Linked DNA regions of Homo sapiens: region 2 is linked to region 1. The links are chromatin loops, found by intact Hi-C in ENCODE. Cell type or tissue: OCI-LY7. All regions are shown on one strand. Each heading gives the region's core, and the rest is flanking DNA. Links, peaks and the distances in the headings are about the cores only. Region 1 overlaps KIAA1549L (KIAA1549 like). Region 2 overlaps KIAA1549L (KIAA1549 like).

Region 1 (10,606 bases), core at 4,788-7,287:
ATGGCCAAGCTAATTCCTCAGTGGGAAAGACAACTCTCAGAAATAGAGGATGTATTAGTTTATTTTCACGTTGCTGATAAAGACATATCAAGATTGGGTAATTTATAAAGAAAAAGAGGTTTAATGGACTCACAGTTCCATGTGGCTGGAGCAGCCTCACAATCATGGTGGGAGGTAAAAGGCACATCTTACATGGTCACAGATGGGAACCAAGCGAAAGGGGTTTCCCCTTATAAAACCATCAGAGCTCATAAGACTTATTCACTACCACGAGAACAGTATGGGTGAAACCATCCCCCATGATTCAGTTATCTCCCATGGGTCCCTCCCATAGCACATGAGAACTATGGGAGCCACAATTCAAGATGAGATTTGGGTAGGGACACAGCCAAACCATATCAGAGGAGGCCTAAGAGCAGCAAACATATGCCTGCCTTGCCTCGTGCCTGCCATGCCCAGTGGTATGCCAAGTGGGTCAGATTTCACCTTCATGATGTCTCTTTCACCATCTATTAATATATGTGTAATGCCCACCATGCCAGATTAGCTAAGGTCTCTAGGTGAATGTACCCAACCCACCCACATCACTTCCCAACATCATTCTGCTCAAGGTTCGCCTTCCCAAAGGGCGCCCAGAACGTAGATTTCTCCCCCTCAACAATTTCCAACCCTGTCTACCCCTCAAACAAGATATTTGTTACTACTGGACTGACAGGAGAATTTCTCCAAATCATTTATTACATAAAGGATCTCATTTATTCTAGAACGATGGCACTATTAACTAGGTTAGTCTCTGAGGTAAAGGCTTTAACTCCCAAAGCTGACAAAGACACCAGAAGGAAAGGATAGAGGAAGGAGAGGAGGGAAAGAGAGGAGGAGGAGGAGACAGGAGGGAAAAGGAGGAGAGAAAATGATGCATGAAAGGAGGATGCAGGGAGAAAGGAACAATGGGAGGAGATAGGGAACAGCGAGCTGGATAGTGGCTTATGTCTCTTATGAAAATACCAGGAAACACTGAAAATTTTAAATCATGAATAATCAGAGCTTGTCTTAGTCATATAAATCTAGTATAACTTTTTAAAAACTACTTTATAATGTATAGCAACAGGTGCTGTGGCTCACACCTGCAATCCTAGCACTTTAGGAGGTGAGGCGGGTGGATAACTTGAAGTCAGGAGTTCAAAACCAGCCTGGCCAACATGATGAAACCCCATCTCTACTAAAAACACACAAATTAGCCAGGTATGGTGGCACGTGCCTATAATCCCAGCTACCCAGGAGGCTGAGGCAGGAGAATCACTGGAACCTGGAAAGTGGAGGCAGCAGTGAGGGCCAAGATCATGCCACCGCACTCCAGCCTGGGCGACAGAGTGACTCAGTCTCAAAAAAAAAAAAAAAAAAGTATAGCATATGCAAAGATAGCTCTTAGATACACGTAATTGTTAAATATGTGCCAAAAGGAACCGAGTAAAATTCAGCATTAATTTTTAATTAATTTTCCCAAAAAAGGTGCAGATTTTCTGTCTTAACCTGGGGGAAAGGTTAAACATACTTATCAGTTTTATAGTCACTGGGGGGAAAAAACAACAATGTCCCATTGTCACCACCTCTATTTAACCTAGCTCTAGAAATTCCAGCAGATAACTATTCAAGAAAAAAAAAGTATAAAAATTGTGAAGAAAAAAATAGAAGTGTCAGTATTTCAAGATGACGTGGTTATAGTCCTAGAAAATTCAAGAAAATTAACCAGAGAATGACTTGCTCAAAATTGAGGGTATAAAATAATCCTCAAAAATCAATAACCTTTGCTTACACTAGTGCCAGACAGCACAAAGAAAAAAAATCCAGGAAAAAAATGCTATTTGAAATAGTAATACAAAACATTAAATATCTGCATATTCATTTCACTTAAGACACACATGACTTAGGGAAAGTTATAAAACTCTGTTAAGAGAAATAAGGAAAACCTGAATAGTGTGATGCTTTCTGCTCCAAGGGCAAATTTCTAACTTGCTCTGAGAGAAAGAGGAGGCAGAAGGAGAACTGAGAATTACAGGGAACATGGGATGAGCCCATGGGCTTAAAAGGTGCAGTTAAGAGCATAATCCTCGTTCAGGTGGTAGAGATGCAAACATGTCCAATGTAGACTTATAAATTAATCCAATATCATTAAGGTCTATTGGAACACTTTCTAGAGTGAGACAAGCACACAGTGAAATTTACTCAGAGGAATAAGGAATAACAGAGACTTCTTTTTTAAAAAGTGAGGGTGGGTCTGTCCTACTGGACTGCAAATTATAAAGCTGCAGTTATTGAACGTACGTGGAGCTGTATTAAAAGCAAGCATCCCTGGGCTGGTATATATTCCAGAAACAAAATTCAAGCTATTAAAGGAACGTAATAAATGACATATCAGGAGTAACACAAAAGTGGAAAAGAGAACTACTGTTAAATGCCAACTTAAATAAAAAATGATTTATTGCACTTTAGGTCCTGGTGACACAAAATAACTTTTAAACCAGGCAACAATTTATGCATTAAAACTATCTAATTTGTATTAAAAGTGAAAAATTTCCAGTTTACCTATAGAACAAACTTCTACATGTACCACTAGCCTAAAATAAAAGTTTAACAAAAGTGAAAATGAGATAGCATTCTTACTACTGAAGAGATAAAAAAGAGCAATGCCTTGAGAAATAAATAAATAGTAATATCAAAATACGACAAACATAATTGATGAAAGTTTTACTACTCAAAGTAGCACATGTAAAGAACTGATATAAATATATACAAAAAGCCCAGATGCTATTCATTAAGTGGGCCACAGAAGAATGGTCCACTTAGCCCAAAGGAAGTCTAAACGAGAAAAAAATACAGAAATGCACTATTCCTAGCCATTAAAGAAAAACAAGCCAAAGCAACTTTAAACTACCACTGAACACATTAAACTAAAATAAGTACAAATAGTAAAATTCAATGTTGACACAGTTCTATGGGAAAAAAATGTGAGTTGCTAATGGTAGATTTAGCGGAGGGTGGAGATGGCATCATGTCCCTTAAGCAGCAGCTAAATCTGACTCCTACATCCACGTGATGTCCTAGGAGGGAGCTGGGCTTCTGATGGGGGTGACACATGGCTGCTAGGAAACTAAGCCATAAGGCCCCCAGCCTTGGCAAACAGTGGCAGTCTCACTGCAGAGTTTGGCACAAAGACTGCAAAGAGTCTGGCACAAACGGAGAATAGGAAAACCACTAACTTTCAAATGGCCCACCAGGACTTGGGTGATGAGCTTCTTGCAGTGTCTATGTGGACTGAAGACCAGAGATCCTTCCCCAAAATTTCTGGTAACCCCTTGTAGCTTTGTTACAACCTTAGGGATACAAATCACCATCCCAAACACACAGTTACCATATAACCCATGAATTACACTTCTAAAAGTATACACCAAAGAGAAATGAAAACATCCATCCACACAAAAACTTGTACACGAGTGTTCACAGCGGCATTATTCCTAGCAGCCAAAAGAATCCATTCACTCATGAACGAGCAAATAAAGTAAAGCCCATCTATACAATTGAGTATTATCCAGCCATAAAAAGGAATGAAGTTCTGATACATGCTACAGCACGGCTGAGCCCTGCAAACCTTATACTAAGTGAAAGAAGCCAATCAAATAGGCAAATCCACAGAGATAGAAAGGAGATTGGCGGTTGCCTGGGGCTGAGAGAGTTGGAGGAAAAAGGAGAGTACAGGGTTTCTTTTGGGGAAGAGGAAAATGTTCTAAAATTGATTGTGGAAATGAACTTGTAATTTGAATATACTAAGTCACTGAATTACACACTTTAAACGGGTGAGCTGTATTGTATTTGGGTTATATCTCAACAAAGCTATTTTAAGCACGCGTGCACACACACACACACACACAATCATTAATATGAACCTCCCTCCAACTCTGATACATGGAGGCTTGAAGCCAAATTTAACTTGATTTAGGAAAACAAGCTAATAGGCTGTCTCTTACAGCTCAGTCTTTCAAAACAAGTTTCTGCGTGTTAAACATACCACAGTTTTTAAATGGAGACCCTAAGGAAAGCTCTGAGCCTCTCTTCTGCTACCTTGCTTGGTCCTGAGAGTCCTGCCTTTTCTTCTTTCTTTTCTTCCCTTTTAAAATCTGTTTCTCAATCAAAAATGTGCCCGGCATTGGCTCCTGTTTTCCCTCCCAACAATTCTGCTAAAAACGCACCCCTCAATTCAATTTCCAGACCTAGGGTGACGCTCTTAACAACAGAAAAGGTTTGAGAATCACAAGCTCTGTCTCTTTAATTCCAATATAACAGAAAGCCTTCTCTTATTCTCCGATGCCACTTTCATTTCAGATTTTCTAATTCAACTTTTAAATTTCCCACTGATTTTCCATTCTTGGCACTTCTTCCCCTTTCTCTTTGGCACAGCCACTTCAAGGGCCAGCTTGTCATCTGTGCAGCCCAGACCTCCTGCCCACTGTTGCCTTATATTTTGGTTGGCTATTCATTTTACCCTTTGCCAACCTCTTCTAACTTGGATGTCCCCCAGTTCCCTCCCTCGACAAACCATTTGTAAATTTCACATTCTGGCTTTTCTTCCTAACGCTGGCCAATCACAGATGAAGGAAGGCCAGGTGGCAGCTCCCAGGTGGCATGAGTGTCACTTGAATGCCCTCTGGCCTTGCCTCAGCCTCTCCTTGTTGCTACAAGTGCAGCTGAAGGCACCTAGCCCAGGAACCCCCAGCTCAGTCCAGCAAATCCATAGAAAGCTTCCACTTCCATGATCTCAGCTTTACCTCTTGTCTACCCTAACAAAGGCAAAGAGGATAAAAACATAATGAGCACTGGTGAAAAAATATCTGAAGATATGCAGATCTGTATATATCCCATATATGTCTTCATCTCCTTTGGATTCAAATTCTGGCTCTACCATTTACTAACTGAGTAACCTTAGGGGCAACATGCCCAAGTCTGAGCTTCCTCATTTGTGAAAATGAGGATAATAATAGCACCTGTGGCTGGGCATGGTGGCTGACACCTGTAATCCCAGCACTTTGGGAGGCCAAGGCAGGTGGATCACGAGGTCAAGAGATCGAGACCATCCTGGCCAACATGGTGAAAGGCAGAGGTTGCAGTGAGCCGAGATCGTGCCACTGCGCTCCAGCCTGGCCACAGAGCAAGACTCCGTCTAAAATCATAATAATAATAATTTAAAAAAATAATAGCACCTCCTCAGAAATATTTTGAGGATTAAATGAGATAGTTCAAGTGAAGGGCTTGAACTGTGACCACTCTATCTGTCCATATAAAGCAAAATCATGGCTTACTGTTTACATGAAGGACAACATAAAAATCAGATGGAAAAAAATGCTATTCCTATCTGTGACCAGCTCTTTAAAAGGACAGAAATGGAGAACTCCTCCCTTGTTGCTATGCAGCCTTCTGCAGGCGGAGCCCATCAGCTCTGAAATCCGCTCCATGTGGTTATAACAGCTCTGCAGAGCTTGAAAAAACCTCTTTCGCTCTGTTCCTCCCCCAACGGGTTCAGGCCAATCTGTGTTTTCCCCAAGACAAAACTGCAATCCCTGCAAGACATAGCTTTGCAGAAACCTTTGCCCGTCTGGGGGGCTTGCAAAGCCAGGCATGCTTGTCAGGCTAGAACAAAACTTGCCTCTGTGAGTTCTGTTAGCATGGCTTCTGCTGGCAGCTGCTGCTGCAGGACTGCAGGTGGTGGTGCAATCGATACCATGTCATCAGTGAGTTCAAGGTCAGGTGAATCTGCATACCACAGAAGACAATGATTTTAATGTCGCTAGGTTGGTTCCCCTGTCCTGCCCTTTTACTGTAGGGGAAGTAAATATCAGAGAAACACTCAAGCCTTTCCCTTTTATGTGACAAGCCAACACCCCCTCTGGCTGGACCATAAGCCTTCTGTCTAAATGTAGCTGGACCTCTTGTCTTACCTGTAGTTCACAGGTCTCCACCTATTTTAGTACAGCAGGTGCTCTGTGCCTCTGGGGCTGTTCCTTGGGTCTATGAACTTGGACAAAACGTAAGTGGTTTCCCACAGTGGTGTGTGTGTGTGTGTGTGTATGCATCTGTGCATTCAGCAGACATTTATTAAGCACCATGGTAGATCAGACACTGTGCTGGGTGACAGAAACATAAAGACAAATTATACAGTCCTTCGAGGAGCTCACAGTTCTAGGAAGTGAGGGTGGGAGCAAGTAACTGACAATCCCAAGAGGGGAGGATGTGCTCAGACAAAGCCATCTAAAGAGATCACCCAATATGAGCACTTTGACCAGCACCCAGTGATTCCCAAAGCAAATGGCACCTTAACAAGGCTGGAAAAGTGAGCAAGAGTTAACCGAAGAGAACCACATGCAAAGGGGGGTAGTGTCGTGTGTGTGTGTGTGTGTGTGTTTGTGTGTGTGTGCGTGCACCTGCGTGGCACTCCACCACAGATTATTCATCACAGTGCCTTTCTAAAAACCCTACATTAAATATCTTACATCTTGAAATTTATTGTGTTCCATCCCATTGGGCAGAAGGTCAGAGAGAACATTTCTGTGAGTCATACCTCACTGGATTTCTACATCTTGTTAAGCGTTCACTTTTTCTGAAGTATCAGAGACAGACTTCTCAGCTCCCCACCCAGTGTTCCAAAAGTGGTGGGGGGCATTCTACCCAGGTAGAAACACCTCCTCCTCCTCGGGCTCAGGCCACACCAAGAAGGCTCCAGGGAGACTCCTCTGGAGAAGCAGGCTGACTTAGCTCTATTCTTAACTGACACAGCTCTGCTACTACTGAATAACAACCTTCTTGCATAGATACTGAAGTGTTACTGCCTTTGGCCTGATCAAGCACTGACCATGAGTTGCCAGAACTTCAGTCTGGGGGTCAGCCCTCTAGGCTCCAGTTTACTGGCTTGATTCATTCATTCACTCAATCACTTATTTGTTGAACTCCCAACTGTGCCTAATACTCTTACAGGTGCCAGAGATACAGAACCAAACAAAACGCACAAAGCCTACATTCTAATGAAAGAGACATACAATAGACATTAGTAAATAAACGAGAGATGTTCAAGTAGGAATAGGTTTTGTGAAAAAGCAAAGATAAGACAGGGTAACGTGTTTCAGTGTGACGTTAGGAGAGTTTATTTGTAATAGGGTGCACATTTTTGTGCCCCTCTAAGGGGACAACTGAGCTGAGACCTGAATGATGAGCAGGAGCTGGGAGGTTGGGGGCAATGCGCTTGGAAGAAGGAACTGCAAGGTTCTGAAAGAATGGTGAGCTTGAGAATTCCAGGGATAGCAGCTGAAGTGTAGGAGCTACGAAGAGAGGTGAGAGAGGCCAGGACAGGTAGGTGCCAGTAGGCTACTGTATGGAGTTCAGACTTTAAGTACAATGGGAATCCTTTGAAGAGTTTTAAGCAAAATGGTGACACTATCTGACCTTTGTTGTTTAAAGACTGCTGTATCAAAACTGCTCTGGATTCTGGGCGTCTAGCATCTACTAGTTCCTCCTCTTCTTGGATAACCTCTTTGAATTTGACCCGTGGCTTATAAGCTTGAGGCTTCTCTAGTTCAACATCTGGCACCAGCCTCTGGGCTGACCACAGAGAGAGATGGAGGTGAGCTTCGCCAATGAGCACACACCCCCATTCATTCATCTCGATGTCTTATTCCCTAATCAGCATGGCCTATGCACTCATTAGCCAAGTCCCTGATTACAGAGTAAACTTGTCTTTCAACAAAACTGCAGATTCTTGTTCCCTTCAAAGCTGCCTTGGCAGTTTGCCAATTTCAGCACAGTAATAGATTTCCTGAGAAGCATTCAAACTTGCCGTCTCTCCCACGGGCTATTGCCCAGACCAGTTGTGTGGAGTTTCCAGGTTTTAAAAGATCATGTGTGTGATCTACAGCCAAGCTTCTCAAGCAGGGATGGGCACATGTGAGGGTTTACTGAAGGATACTAATGTGACCAGGCCCACCCCAGATTTAATGAATCCCAACCTGGGGGGAGTTGGGTGGGGGGCAGGCGGGAGAGAGACTATATTTTTGTTTGTTTTAATTTTTGAGATGGAGTCTCAGTCTCACTCTGTCACCCAGGCTGAAGTACAGTGGCACAATCACAGTTCACTGCAGCCTTGATCTCCTGAGCTCAAGTGATCCTCCTGCCTCAGCCTTCTGAGCAGCTGGGACCATAGATGTGCACCACGTCTAGCTAATTTTTTTTTTTTTTTGAGAGAGCGAGATGAGGGTCTTGCTATATTGCCCAGAATGGTGTCAAACTCCTGGGCTCAAGTGATCCTCCTGCCTCTGCCTCCTAAGGTGCTGGGATTACAGGCATGAGCCGCTGCACCTGGCCTTTTTTTTTTTTAAAGAGACAGGATCTCACTCTGTCACCTGACTGGAGTACACTGGCATGATTATAGCTTACTATAACCTCGAACTCCTGGGCTCAAACGATCCTCCCACCTCAGATTTCCAAAGCCCTGGGATTATAGACGTGAGCCACTATGCCTGGCCAAAAACATATTTTTTGAAAAGTTCATTAGTCAAATCTGATATGCACTTTTGTTTAAGAGCCATTAAACGGAGAAGAAACAGGCTATATTTACAAGCTCACCACTGCAAATTCTTTTCTAGAACAAGGCTAAGTAAAAAATGAATAAATATGCATCCATACACTAGCAGCCACAGTACCAGAAGAGGCAAAACTACCTCCAGCTTCTATGAATCAGGGCTCCATAAGAAAGAAAAGACGAGGTGAGGAATTGGGTGTTAGGGGCATATACAGCTCTGGCCCCCTCTGCTCAGAAAGTCATTGCAGGAGAATGAGAAGCTCCCTCTTTTGCACACTCGCTGCTTTAAATGTTCACAGCTCCGCAGCAGCAACCAGCAAACCCACACACCCAGAGTTCTCAACACCATATTCCCTGAAGATACATATTCTGCAAGGCTTTCAATTCCCTTGGATATTCCCGTGTGAGTTTAAAATATTGCAGCCCTCCTTAATTAACAAAAAAAGTCTATAACACCAAATAATTAGAATTCCTCCACCATTCCTCACGCTGGAGTGTTTATGAAGATGACAGGCCCTCGCCTGGAAAAAGCAGAACCAAAATAAACTGAGCAGCAATTAGGCTGCAGCCATTTCGTTTGGCAGGTGTTTATTGGGTACCTACTGGGTGCCAGTTTCTATGCAGTACTCTTTGCTGATGCCATTTCATTTAATCCTCCAACCCACTTCCCAAAGTGGCTATTATCATTATCTCTCTTTTACAAATGAGGAAGTTAGGAGCCCAAGGGGCAGTTAAAGGGCTTCCCCAAGGCATAGCATTAGTGCCAGGATAGAGAGTTGAACCCAGGCTTGAGTCTAAAGTGGGTGCTCTTTCTCTCAGTCTCTTAGAATCGCATATTGTCAGGCATTGTCACACATGTGATTCTAAGACAGCGAGAGAAAGAGCTCTGTGGAACTTAAAGATGAATTGGCCTTGCATCCCTGCCCTCAAGTTGCTCACAGAAGAGCAACGAGCAAGGGAAAGGTTATATAACTAAAGTGTACGACTGAATGTGATCAATGCTGCATAATGAAAGATATGAGCTCTGGAATCACGGAGGTGGGGCAAAGTAAGTCCAATTCAGGGCAAATTTAAGGCTTCACAAGCCAGATGACATCTGATATAGTTTGGGTGTTTGTCCCCTGTAAATCTCATGTTGAAATGTAATTTTCGATGTTGGAGGTGGGGCCTGGTGGGAGGTGTTTTGGTCATGGCAGAGGATCACTCATGAATGGCTTGGTGCCCTCCATATGGTAATGAGTGAATTCTAGCTCTGAGTGCAGGAGACAGCTGGTTGTTTAAAGAGCCTGCCACCTTCTCCCTCTCTCTCTTGCTCCTACTCTTTCCATGTGAGATGCTGGTGCACTTTCCCTTCCTCCATGATAGAAGGCTTCTTGAGGCCCTCACCAGAAGCAGATGCTGGAGCCATGCTTGTACAGCCCGCAGAACCAAGAGCCAATCAAACCTCTTTTCCTTATAAATTATTCCACCTCAGGTATCCCTTTATAGTAACACAAAAACAGATTTTTTTTAATCTGTTTTTAAAATACAGCATCTTAGGACTTCCCAGAAGGGAGTAGGATTTGACCAGTGGAGAAGATAGGAAAGGTTATTCTAGATAAAGGATATAAAATTAGCCAAGAGGGGAGAATGAGGAAAATGGTCAGGGAATGGGGACTAATCTAATATGACTCGAAGGGAACGTGCATATGAGACCAAATGGTGGAGAGCCTTTGAATGCCATGCTCGGAAGCGGAGAACACAGTCTTTAGGCAAAGGACACTATAGTAGGCTGCTTGGCAAAGGAATGAGATTATAAGACAGGGCCTTTGAGAAGGTAACTATAATTAGGCCACTTTAAACTGCTGATAGTTCCTCTCACCAATGAGCCTTCACGCGTGTCTTTCTCTCTTCCTCCTTTCAATGTCCTGACAACTCCTATGCAACCTCTAAGACTTGTCTTGGACATCACCTCCTCCAGGAAGTATCCCCTGTTCGCCCAAGATTGGG
Region 2 (10,606 bases), core at 5,455-7,954, 72 kb after region 1:
AGAAATAGAGCATTAGCTGATTTAAGCATCACCGTTTTTATTGACTATAACACAGACTCAGAATCCTTTAACTCTAATGGAAATTAAATGCTTTGCATTTAAGATGCTTCCTACTCTGACCTTTAAACACTAAAATAACTAGAAGCACCACAAAACAGAAATGAGAATGTTTCACTGATCCGACGCTACATTTCAGACCTGCAATTGTCAGTAGAAAGATGTTTCACCTTCAAGGTCAGAAAGTACAAGACATCCTGTGAGCGGCTAGAATGGAAAGCACTGCTGAACCACAAGAAGAGCCCTCCACAAGGGAGGCAAGAGAAGACTCACATGGAGGATGTCCTGTGTGCTTTACATCCATCGAACCTGAGTCTCCAACTTGGTCTCTTAATAATTCTCAGTGATACTTGAAATAAGAACTGTGCCTGACAACACAGCTAAGCCTTACTTCATACAAACACAATGTTCCTCAAACTGTAAATACACTCCACGATAGCTGGAAAGCACTAGGAGAGCTAACCCTCTTTCAAAGAAAGACTACATCAAACTTGCCTCCGTCATTTAAAAAGCTACCTACAGCTGGGTCCCTGCCATTTGAATTTCACAAATCAGCAAAACAAAAACGAAAAGCTGAACAAAACAAACAAACAAATAAGGTTGGGCAATGACCCAAGAGTTTCCAACTTTTAATTTTGCCAAGCAAGGTCATTTTAGAAATTAAAATAACCACCACCGCCTCAAAAACCCTAACATCCACTAGCCGAGAGGTATGCAATCTGGATGCATGACAATCACCTGTGGAGTTCTGGACCTGCAGCAGGAGCAGGCTGCCCCAGGGATCAGCTTCAGTTGTCTCAGGTGGAGTCAGGATGCCATGATTTCTAAAAGTGCTCCAAGTGGGTCTCATGTGCAGCCAGGATTGAGAACAACAATCACTTCATAAAAGAGATATTTCAAAACCAATAAAGTAAGGCTATCATCTCAGATTAGAGGGTGGTCATTATAAATAAATAAAATTCGGCTTATGAAAAACACCCTATACTAGCTTTGTGTTCCTCGTTTCACCTCTGGCAAAGTAGGATAAACAACCTGTGGACCAGCATTTGGGAACACCTGGTCTAGACTAGCAGACTGCACTTCCCTATCACTCACTCCACTGGGAAGCCCTTACAACCCAGTGTGTGCCTGCTCCACTCCCCTAAACTGGTCCTTCCAAAGCCCACTCCCCTAAACTGGTCCTTGTGTGGCCAAATCCAGTCACTTTTCCTCATTACTCACTTGTACCTCTTTGCAGTATTTCCCAGAGCAGGCTGGTCCTGCCTTCTTGAAACTGTCTTCCTCCTGGCTTCCAAATGCCTTAGCTCTCTCCAAACAATTCACCGTTCCCCAAACACATCTTGCAAATCCCTTCTTTTAGTTTTGCTCATGCTGTTCCCTCTTCCCAGAATTCCATTCTCCCTTCTCCATAGATCCAAATCCTACATCTATTTCAAGGACAAAGTCAAATGCTACCCACCCACTATGCCCATCCGTGTTCCATGCATGGGTCTACAGGGAATCCAGTAGAATATAAAGTGCAGTTTTACTTCCAGTGGGTGAGATGAGGTCATAAGGAAAAAGCCACAAGGTTAAAAGCCATGAAGACTGAAAATGTTGGAAAGCAAAGTATGAGATGGACTGAGGCAGGTGGTTCAGAACCAAGATGGTTAGTAATGTCTGCTGGAGTAAGAAATGTGTTATAAGAACTAATCTAGGTACTACTTCTAACTAGCTTGTGGCAACAGCTACCTCTTTTTTAGTGGTTTTCTAGGCGCTGCCTAGACACAAGAGGAACACGACATCCATTATCTCATTTAACCCTCACAACAGCTCCAGGAGGAATGCATTACCATTCCCACTTACAAATGCGGTCTACACTAACAATGCAGTTAAGAGAGTTGCCCAGGAGCACCTGGCTAACAGGTGACTGAGCTAGGATTTGCACCCACCCTTTTGCAATTCCAAAGCCTGTGATAGATCTCTCTGTTACAGTCTACTGCCTCTTTAATGGTAACTTCTCTAGCCCACTTGCTTTTCTTCTCCAAAAATTGAAGGGTTTGGTCTCAGTGATTCCCATGGTCCACACTCCAAATCTAACATTCTGCATGTTTGTAAAAAGAAAAAAAAATACAGCAGACAGCCATGAACAAAGAAAAATAAAAGAAAGTAAGGCAGTGATAACAGACACAGAGAAACGTCAGAAAAAAAACAAGATGTTCTTTGTGGCCCCCACTAGCCCAGACTCCCTTGTGGATTTTTCTGACTGTTTTAAGTATTTGTCCCACTCTGAGATGGGTATAAGGTAACTTTATATTGTATTGAGTTTTCCTTCCAAATCTCATCTCAAAATGCCCTGAGGACCTAGAGAAAACCATCATGGAAATAAAAGTACAGGCAGGAAAAAAAAAAAAAAAAAAGAGGTGAGAACACATAAGAAAAGCAAGCTGTAGGGTTTTCATTTTAAATTGAGAAAGGGGATGGATGATAATGATCAAATGAAGTCATTCAAAAGGGTGTTTTCCAAAGAAAAAGAATAAATGAGTGAGAAGAGAAAGGAAAAAGTAAGCAGAATGACCTTGATTTAGCAACTGATCTTCACTGATTTCCTGTCACCTTCTTACTTGATTCTGGGGAAAGTCACAATCCACAGTGTGTGACATTAAAGCCTACCCTTAATGAAATTAGTAGATTAGCAAAAATGTCACTGAAGCACAAAGGAGGAGGGAAATATCTTGGAAGAAACGCTACCTCCTTTGTTCTTTATAAAAACCAGCAAGAAAAACAAGAACTCAGAAATATTCAGGATAGCAAATGTCATCTGTTATTGTTTTCTAGAAAAGGTCCTTTAGAGAACAGTAAGTTATGAACCATCACCCTTCTAAGATCTGATGAAGAATTTTGTGAAGCCATCAAATCCAGTACTTTTGTATACTAGGACCTCAAAAACACTGGGGTTTCACAGTGTCAGTGTTGACAGTATTTGGTTTTAGGGACCAAGGCCCAGTTTTGAGACTTTTTCCAAAGACTTTGTAAACGCTTCCAAAAAAAGAAAAAAAACAAATGCACACAGATGCTATGATACCTGTCCCCCCTCCCTCTAGCATCATTCACACCGTTTCTAACCTCTGACTATTGTGTTGTTCTGAAGGAGGAATATTTCCCCACACAAGCAGTTGCTGACTTTTTTTCAAGTGCAGTTTAAGGATACCTAATTTTTTTTTTTTTTTTTTTTTTGAGATGGAGTCGCGCTCTGTCACCCAGGCCGGAGTGCAGTGGCAAAATCTTGGCTCACTGCAGCCTTTGCCTCCTGGATTCAAGTGATTCACCTGCCTCGCCCTCCCGAGTAGCTGGGATTACAGGCATGCGCCACTATGTCCGGCTAATTTTTTTTTTTTTTTTTTTGTATTTTTAGTAGTGATGGGGTTTCACCATGTTGGCCAGGCTGGTCTCAGACTCCGGGCCTCATGTGATCCGTAGAACACTTAATCTTAAAGATGATGTCAGAAATGAGACAACCAACTCCCTAACCAAGGAAAGTCTATATCACTTTGGACATGTGGGACTGGGACAGAGAGGTGCCAAAAAAACTTGCTCACATGAGGCATCTGTGTGTAGGAAGCTTTCCTAAAGGTTTGGGAAGATCTAAAATTTCTGTATACATATATACATGTGTATATATATATATATATATATACACATATACAGAGTATGTATATATATATCTCTAACTTATGGAGAGCGCCATATAAAATATTAGACTTGGAAGATATTAGATATTAGATATCACTGAATCCAATTTTGCTGATGGGGAAACACCACATGATAGGCCCAAAACCAAGATCACGCAGATGCTATGTGACGAAGTCCCCTGCCCAGCAACACTCCCAACTCAGAATTTAGTTCTCTATTCCCGACTGATGCCCAGAGCACCAGTTAGCTACCTGCCTAGCTCCAGAATGTATTAGCTCAGTTTTACATGTTTTAGAAAAGAAGGTACTACAAAAGACATTTTCCAATCTTTCTGTTTTGTACACAATATTTGTTCCTTATTTCAGAAGAGTAGAATTGATTGAGGTTTTTTCCTCCAGAAAGCGGATAATTAAACAACAAGGTAAAATTTTTATTATCTTAACACCCCTTGAGAAGGAAACTGTCTTGTTTACAAGGTGGGAAAAAAAAACAACTTGATGAGCTTCTTGGGCTTGGAAGGTGAGACCCTGCAGGAACGGGTCATTCCCAGTAGGAAGTTGACTAAAGAAAGCTCAAGAACTCTGAGTGAGAACTCATGAGGAATGTGGGGGTTGAGGATGAAAGGGAAGAGAGAAAATGGATAGACGGGCGCAGAAGGCTGGGGGATTTAAAGTTTTTAGAATTGGCCAGGAACTTTTCAGAACAAGGAGGCAGGGTTTCCCTTGTAAAGCCATCTGCTTCACTGCAAGGCAAACCCTTAGGATTCCCCAACCCTCATTAGAGTCTTCTCTGTACTTGTGAATGGTGAGTTCAGGTGGGTGGTTTGAAGGAATTAAAAGGATTAGGGCAGGGCACGGTGGCTCAGGCCTATAATCCCAGCAATTTGGGAGGCCAAAGCGGGCAGATCACTTGAGGTCACAAGTTTGAAACCAGCCTGGCCAACACGGTGAAACCCCGTCTCTACTGAAAATACAAAAATTAGCAAGGCACGGTGGCGCGTGCCTGTAATCCCAGCTACTCGCAGGCTTGCAGACTGAGGCAGGAGAATCACTTGAACCCGGGAGGCAGAGGTTGCAGTGAGCCAAGATCATGCCACCGCACTCCAGCCTAAGCGACAGAGTGAGACTGTCTCAAAAAAGAAAAAGAAAAAGGACTGCCGAGGCGGGCGGATCACGAGGTCAGGAGATAGAGACCATCCTGGCTAACACGGTGAAACGCCGTCTCTACTAAAAATACAAAAAATTAGCCGGGCGTGGTGGCAGGCGCCTGTAGTCCCAGCTACTCGGGAGGCTGAGGCAGGAGAATGGCGTGAACCCGGGAGGCGGAGTTTGTAGTGAGCCGAGATCACGCCACTGCACTCCAGCCTGGACGACAGAGCGAGACTCCGTCTCAAAAAAAAAAAAAAAAAAAAATGAAAAAAGAAAAAGGACTGAACTCCACATCTACCTAGATAGACCTATGAAGAACAGGAACAAAGAGTCCCTACCTTGAGCTAGTTCAGTGAAGCAAGAGCTCAAAGACAGAAACTAGAACATAAGTGCCTGAGGAATTTACAGGAATCGTGAACATTACACCTCCAGCAGCAGGCAACAGGAGGGCTGGAGCCAATCTAAGTAGGTCTTAAGGGGCCAAAAGACCTCATCCGACACCTGGGTGTGCGAAAGCAAAGGTTAACAAAACTGTTACCCCAAAAATGAAGAATACGAAGCAGCAGCAAAGTATAACTGCATCCTGGTAGGTGCCTGATCCTTTACAATTAGATTCGTGAAGAAAGATGCAGTGAGCGCTGATCCCTTTGAGGCAGCGGAGGGCTAGGGGGCCTTAAGAAAGAAGAGTGCAGGGCAGAGTGGAGAGCAAATGTCAGACCTGCCCTGAATTTCAGGGGCTGCCAACTCTGGGGAGCTTTGCTCCGCTGCGCGGATTACAACACAACATAAGCAAAGGGGGTAGTTTGAGTTCCAGCTTCCCCATCTACATCCACCTGTCCCTAAGAGAGGAGATGATAGGATTCGGACCAAAGATGATTTGAAAACAGAGGCACCCAATGGAAAGCCCGGGGTCAAGGCAGCGGCCCCTCCCCTGCACATGCACACTGGTGTTGCCATATGGCCCGTGCACGTGTGAAGCATAAGTCGCAGCCGGCAGGAACCCCCTCCCCACCCAGCCATCCTGCAAGCCAGCCAAGCAAATGAAAGCCACACTCGGTTCCTAACAGGAATGCAAACAGCGGGTGTGTTGGGGCCGTGGGATTCTGGATTAATTTTTTTCCCTCTTCTCTGTAGGCCAGTTTTGGGGGGAGCAACATGCCTTTGTTATATTCACAACAACAAAAATCTATAATCAAATTGTAATTGTGTTACTAGAGTAAAAAAGGGAGGCTCATCACAGTGGCCATTTTTCATTCTTTGACTGTTGTAGTAATGAGTTAGCTTTGCTCCAACTGCCAGAATCATTCAAGGAAGTGATACATACACATGGGTAATAATGAATGGCCTTACTTGGAGAACCCATTAACCTTCCTATAGTAGACCAGGTCCACAAGCCCATTAACATAGAGCCTTCCTCTTCTAAAAATGGGGATAACAAGACCTGGAACATGGATAAAACACTATTCCTAGTAGAGCTTTTGCTTTTTTTTTTTTTTTTTTTTTTTTGAGACAGACTGGCTCTGTTGCCCAGGCTGGAGTGCAGTGGCGCAGTCTCAGCTCACTGCAACCTCCACCTCCTGGGTTCAAGCGATTCTCCTGCATCAGCCTATTGAGTAGCTGGGACTACAGGTGCCCGCCACCACGCCTGGCTAATTTTTGTATTTTTAGTAGAGACGGGGTTTCACCATGTTGGCCAGGATGTTCTCTATCTGTCAACCTTGTGATCCACCCACCTCGGCCTCCCAAAGTGCTGGGATTACAGGCATTAGCCACTGCGCCCAGACAGCTTTTGATTCTTTAGAAGCAGTGTATTATGTTAAAAAAAAAAAAAAAAAGTGTAGGGAAATAACATAAAAGACATTACTAGAGGATATTGAATCTGGAATTTTTTTGTTAGTCTATTACAGCAGCTGTTTTTAATTCTGTTACTCAAAACCACTGCTTAATAATTTTGTAGCTCAAAATAATCTTGGTCATTCTGTAATGTCTTTTTTGTTATCTCGCTACACAACCCCTCCCACAAACCTAATTTGGTTTTCTGTTATATTCTTTGGCAGCAATGCATTTATGGTATTTATTCTGTTTACACCAATGCTTTAGTGATTCTCTATTTTTATTTCTCACTCCCCTTTTCTGGATTGGAACATCCTGAGGGCAAGAATATTTATTCTGTTCACTACTATTTTCTTCATTCCTATTACCAAGACAGGTGTTGAATAATGGTTTCATATAAGCCAAAACAAAAACAATATAACAAAATGAAAATAAAACATTTTCTGGGTTATTTTATCTGACTTTTTTTCTTATCTTTTGAAATAACTTTTTTTTTTTTTTTTTTGAGACAGAGTCTCACTCTGTCGCCCAGGCTGGAGTGCAGTGGTGCGATCTTGGCTCACTGCAACCTCCACCTCCCAGGTTCAAGCAAGTTTCCTGCCTCAGCCTCCCGAGTAGCTGGGATTACAGGCATGCCACCATGCCCAGCTAATTTTTTGTATTTTTATTAGAGACCGGTTTCACCATGTTGGCCAGGCTGGTCTCAAACTCCTGACCTCAGGTGATCCGCCTGCCTCAGCCTCCCAAAGTGCTGGGAATACAGGCGTGAGCCACTGTGCCCAGCTTTAAATAACTTTTATTTTGTTTTTCATTATTGTTGTGATTATAAACACCTTATATAGTTTTTGTTTGTTTTACCTGAATCTTGCTATGGTATTGTCTATTCACGACCTTCATCTCTTTTTCTTTTTATTTTTTTCCATGAATTGTCTGTACTTATCTGACTTTAAATGAAAGGTTTTTGTTTTGTTTTGTTTGTTTGTTTTGAGATGGAGTCTCGCTCTGTCGCCCAGGCTGGAGTGCAATTGTGTGATCTTGGCTCACTGCAACAACCTCCCCCTCCTGGGTTCAAGCGATTCTCCTGCCTCAGTCTCCCACGTGGCTGGGATTACGGGCGCCTGCCACCACGCCTGGCTAATTTTGTATCTTTAGTAGAGATGAGGTTTCACCATGTTGCCCGGGCTGGTCTCAAACTCCTAACCTCAAGTGATCCACCCACCTCGGCCTCCCAAAGTGCTGGGATTAAAGACATGAGCCACTGTGCCTGGCCTAAATGAAGATTTTATTGAAACTCTTTCACCAAGTAAATCCTTTTTATGTGCCTCACATAGCTTTTCACCTTCTCATGGGTACAGGAGATTTAAAGGATCCATTCCACCCTCCCTGAGATTCTGCAAATATTAACTTCATTTAGCAACAAACAGTATAGGCCATGTCAGACGTCTGACACAGAGGCCCACATTTCAAATAATTATCACTAATTTCTATGGGTGCATGAACCTGGTGACCTCAAATCCCATTGAAAATAAAATACCTAAATCAGTGGTTATGAAATCTGTTTTCATCATGGCCCCCTTGGAAAGCCGAATGCTTAGAAACTTCCTGTCTCCTGGAAAAACAAAGGTATGGTATACACTAGATTTAAACATATAATTTCAAGGATTTATAGCTCTCTCCTCAAGAACAGTGTTTTTTCAAAGTATGAACTGTGACCTACTAATGGGTGATGAAATCAATTTAGTGGGTCATGAGCAACTTGGAAGAAAAAGAAAGAAAGGGAGGAAGAGAAGGAGGAGAAGCAAAGGGAAAAGCAGAGGAAAAAAGTATGGAAGAGAGGTCATGTATTATTTCCTCACCCTTTTTATCAGTTGTAGGTGTGGGTGTTATGTCTGTGTGTGTGTCTGTGTGTGTCCCTTTGCGTGTCGGTGTGTGTCCATGTCTGCATGTCTGTCCATGCGTGTCTGTGTGTCTGTGCGTGTGTGTGTCTGCGTGTCTGTCCATGTGTGTCTGTGTGTCTATGTGTGTCTGATGTGTGTCTGTTTCTGCGTCTGTGTCCCTGTGTGTGTCTGCATGTATGTCTCTGTGTGCGTGTCTGTGTGTCTGTGTGTCCATGTCCATGTGTGTCCCTGTATGTGTCTGTCTGCATGTGTCTGTGTGTGTCTGTCTGCGTGTCTGCATGTGTGTGTCCGTGTGTGTCTGTGTCCGTGTATGCGTGTGTGTGTGTGTGTGTCTGTGTCTGTGTGTGTCTGTGTCTGTGTGTGTGTCTGCATATGTGTGTTTGTGTCTGTGTCTGCATGTGTGGGTGCGTGTGTCTGTGTATGTCTGTGTGTGTGTATGCACACGCATGCTGGGTCAAAATGTAAAATGTAGTTCTTATTGTACATTATCAAAATAATTTAGAAGAGACTACCCTAGGGGTTCATGGACCCCAAGCCAAATGACTAAGGATGAAACCATAATCTTACTCTGTTGTCAAGATCCTCAGAAAAGAGTATTGCCTCTCGTGTGAGCTTTAACCAGGGGGGAGTATGTGACAAGACATAGGCGTGAAACAAAAAGCCAAATTAGAGGTACTCCAAGAAAGTAAGCTCTGTGGGTGCAGGGTACAAGGACTAGAGCAGGGCCCTAGCAGCAAGAGGAAGTCCAACTTCATGCCACAAGCCAAAGGTCACCAAGTCAACTGGTTCGGAAGCTAGGGGGGGTGGCAGGAGTGAGCCAAGCACACCTGGGAGGATGCACCCCACATAAGGGGCAAAGCTGTCCCTCTGCTCCAGCTGCTCCCACGGGGGAATTCAGGAGCCAGGGGCCAGGGCTTCTGGTTTTCAAAGATAAGCCAGAAACCTGGATCCTTATATGGAATCCTCTGATTTTTAATATAGGCAAGCAAAGCCAAAGGGAATTGTTTTTAAATATGATGCAGGCTAACACTGTAAGGAAAGAATACAGATCTGTGAGATGGACACAGATTTCAAGCCTTAGGCTGAAGAGGGATATATGATTTGCTTTATGATTAGAAAGAGCCCTGGAGGACAGACTTAGGCGAAAGTACAGAGGGAGAAGGACCACAAGGCGACCAGAAATAGGAGGCTACAGAAATCATCCAGATGAGAGACCACAGGGGCCTGAGTAGAGGCTGTAAGAGGAGGGAGCAGGTGCAGGAAACATTAAGGAGACAGAACTGACAGGACCAATCAGATATGCAGGGTGAAGGAGGAGGAGGAGTCTAGGATGACTCTGTGGTTTCTGGCTTAAGCGGCCAAGCAGACAGAAGCTCCATTCACCAAGACTAGGAATACAGCAGGATGGCCAGGTCAGGGGATCAGGCTGGGAGACAGCTGAGTGTGAGGTGACTAGAGACCACCTAGCTGAAGTGTCCATAAGAGGGAACAGGGCTGGAGTGCAGAAGAGTCTATGCTGGAGTTGTAACATTGTGAGTCACTGACCCCTCGATGCTGTAAGCTAGAAGACGAGAAGGCTAGAACATATCTTGGCCCCTGGCTCCTAAATTCCCCCACGGGAACAACTGGCTGGAGCAGAGGGACAGCTGTGCCCCTTATGTGGGGTGCACCCTCCCATGTGTGCTTGGCTCACTCATGCCACCCACCTGGCTTCCGCATCTTTGAGTTGGTGACCTTTGGCTTGTGGCATGAAGTTGGACCTCCTCTTGCTGCTAGGGCCCTGCTCTAGTCCCAGAACTTTCTAGAGCGCCATGGCTCATGCCTATAATCCCAGCACCTTGGGAGGCTGAGGCAGGCAGAGGCAAGACCCCCATCTCTACAAAAAATTAGCTGGGCATTGTGGCATGTGCCTGTAGTCCCAGCTACTGAGGAGACTGAGGTGGGAGGATCGGTTGAACCCAGTAGGTCAAGACTGCAGTGAGCCATAATCATGCCACT

Evidence for each region. Hi-C counts contacts between places; a loop is a spot of excess contacts. Peaks named below come from ENCODE experiments on the same cell type or tissue, not always from the same donor. Only the 100,000 strongest peaks of a DNase experiment are listed, where the experiment ranks them.
Region 2: a loop joins it to region 1, with 3 times the contacts of the local background. A loop is called at or near these places in 1 of 110 quality-filtered maps.

What each region holds. Positions count from the first base shown.
Region 1 is chr11:33,473,365-33,483,970 of GRCh38, reverse strand. All of the region lies in intron 1 of KIAA1549L (KIAA1549 like), which reads right to left. Among named protein-coding and RNA genes, the nearest start is that of KIAA1549L, 100 kb to the right of the region's middle. RefSeq lists an enhancer at 5,536-5,825. In OCI-LY7, for the core only: no CTCF peak of the experiment used is centred there; DNase peaks (open chromatin) are centred at 5,780 and 6,240; H3K4me3 peaks cover 2,030 bases; H3K27ac peaks cover 2,500 bases.
Region 2 is chr11:33,401,617-33,412,222 of GRCh38, reverse strand. The region is part of intron 1 of KIAA1549L (KIAA1549 like); the gene reads right to left. Among named protein-coding and RNA genes, the nearest start is that of KIAA1549L, 31 kb to the right of the region's middle. RefSeq lists an enhancer at 193-362. In OCI-LY7, for the core only: no CTCF peak of the experiment used is centred there; DNase peaks (open chromatin) are centred at 6,182 and 6,532; H3K4me3 peaks cover 1,855 bases; H3K27ac peaks cover 2,500 bases.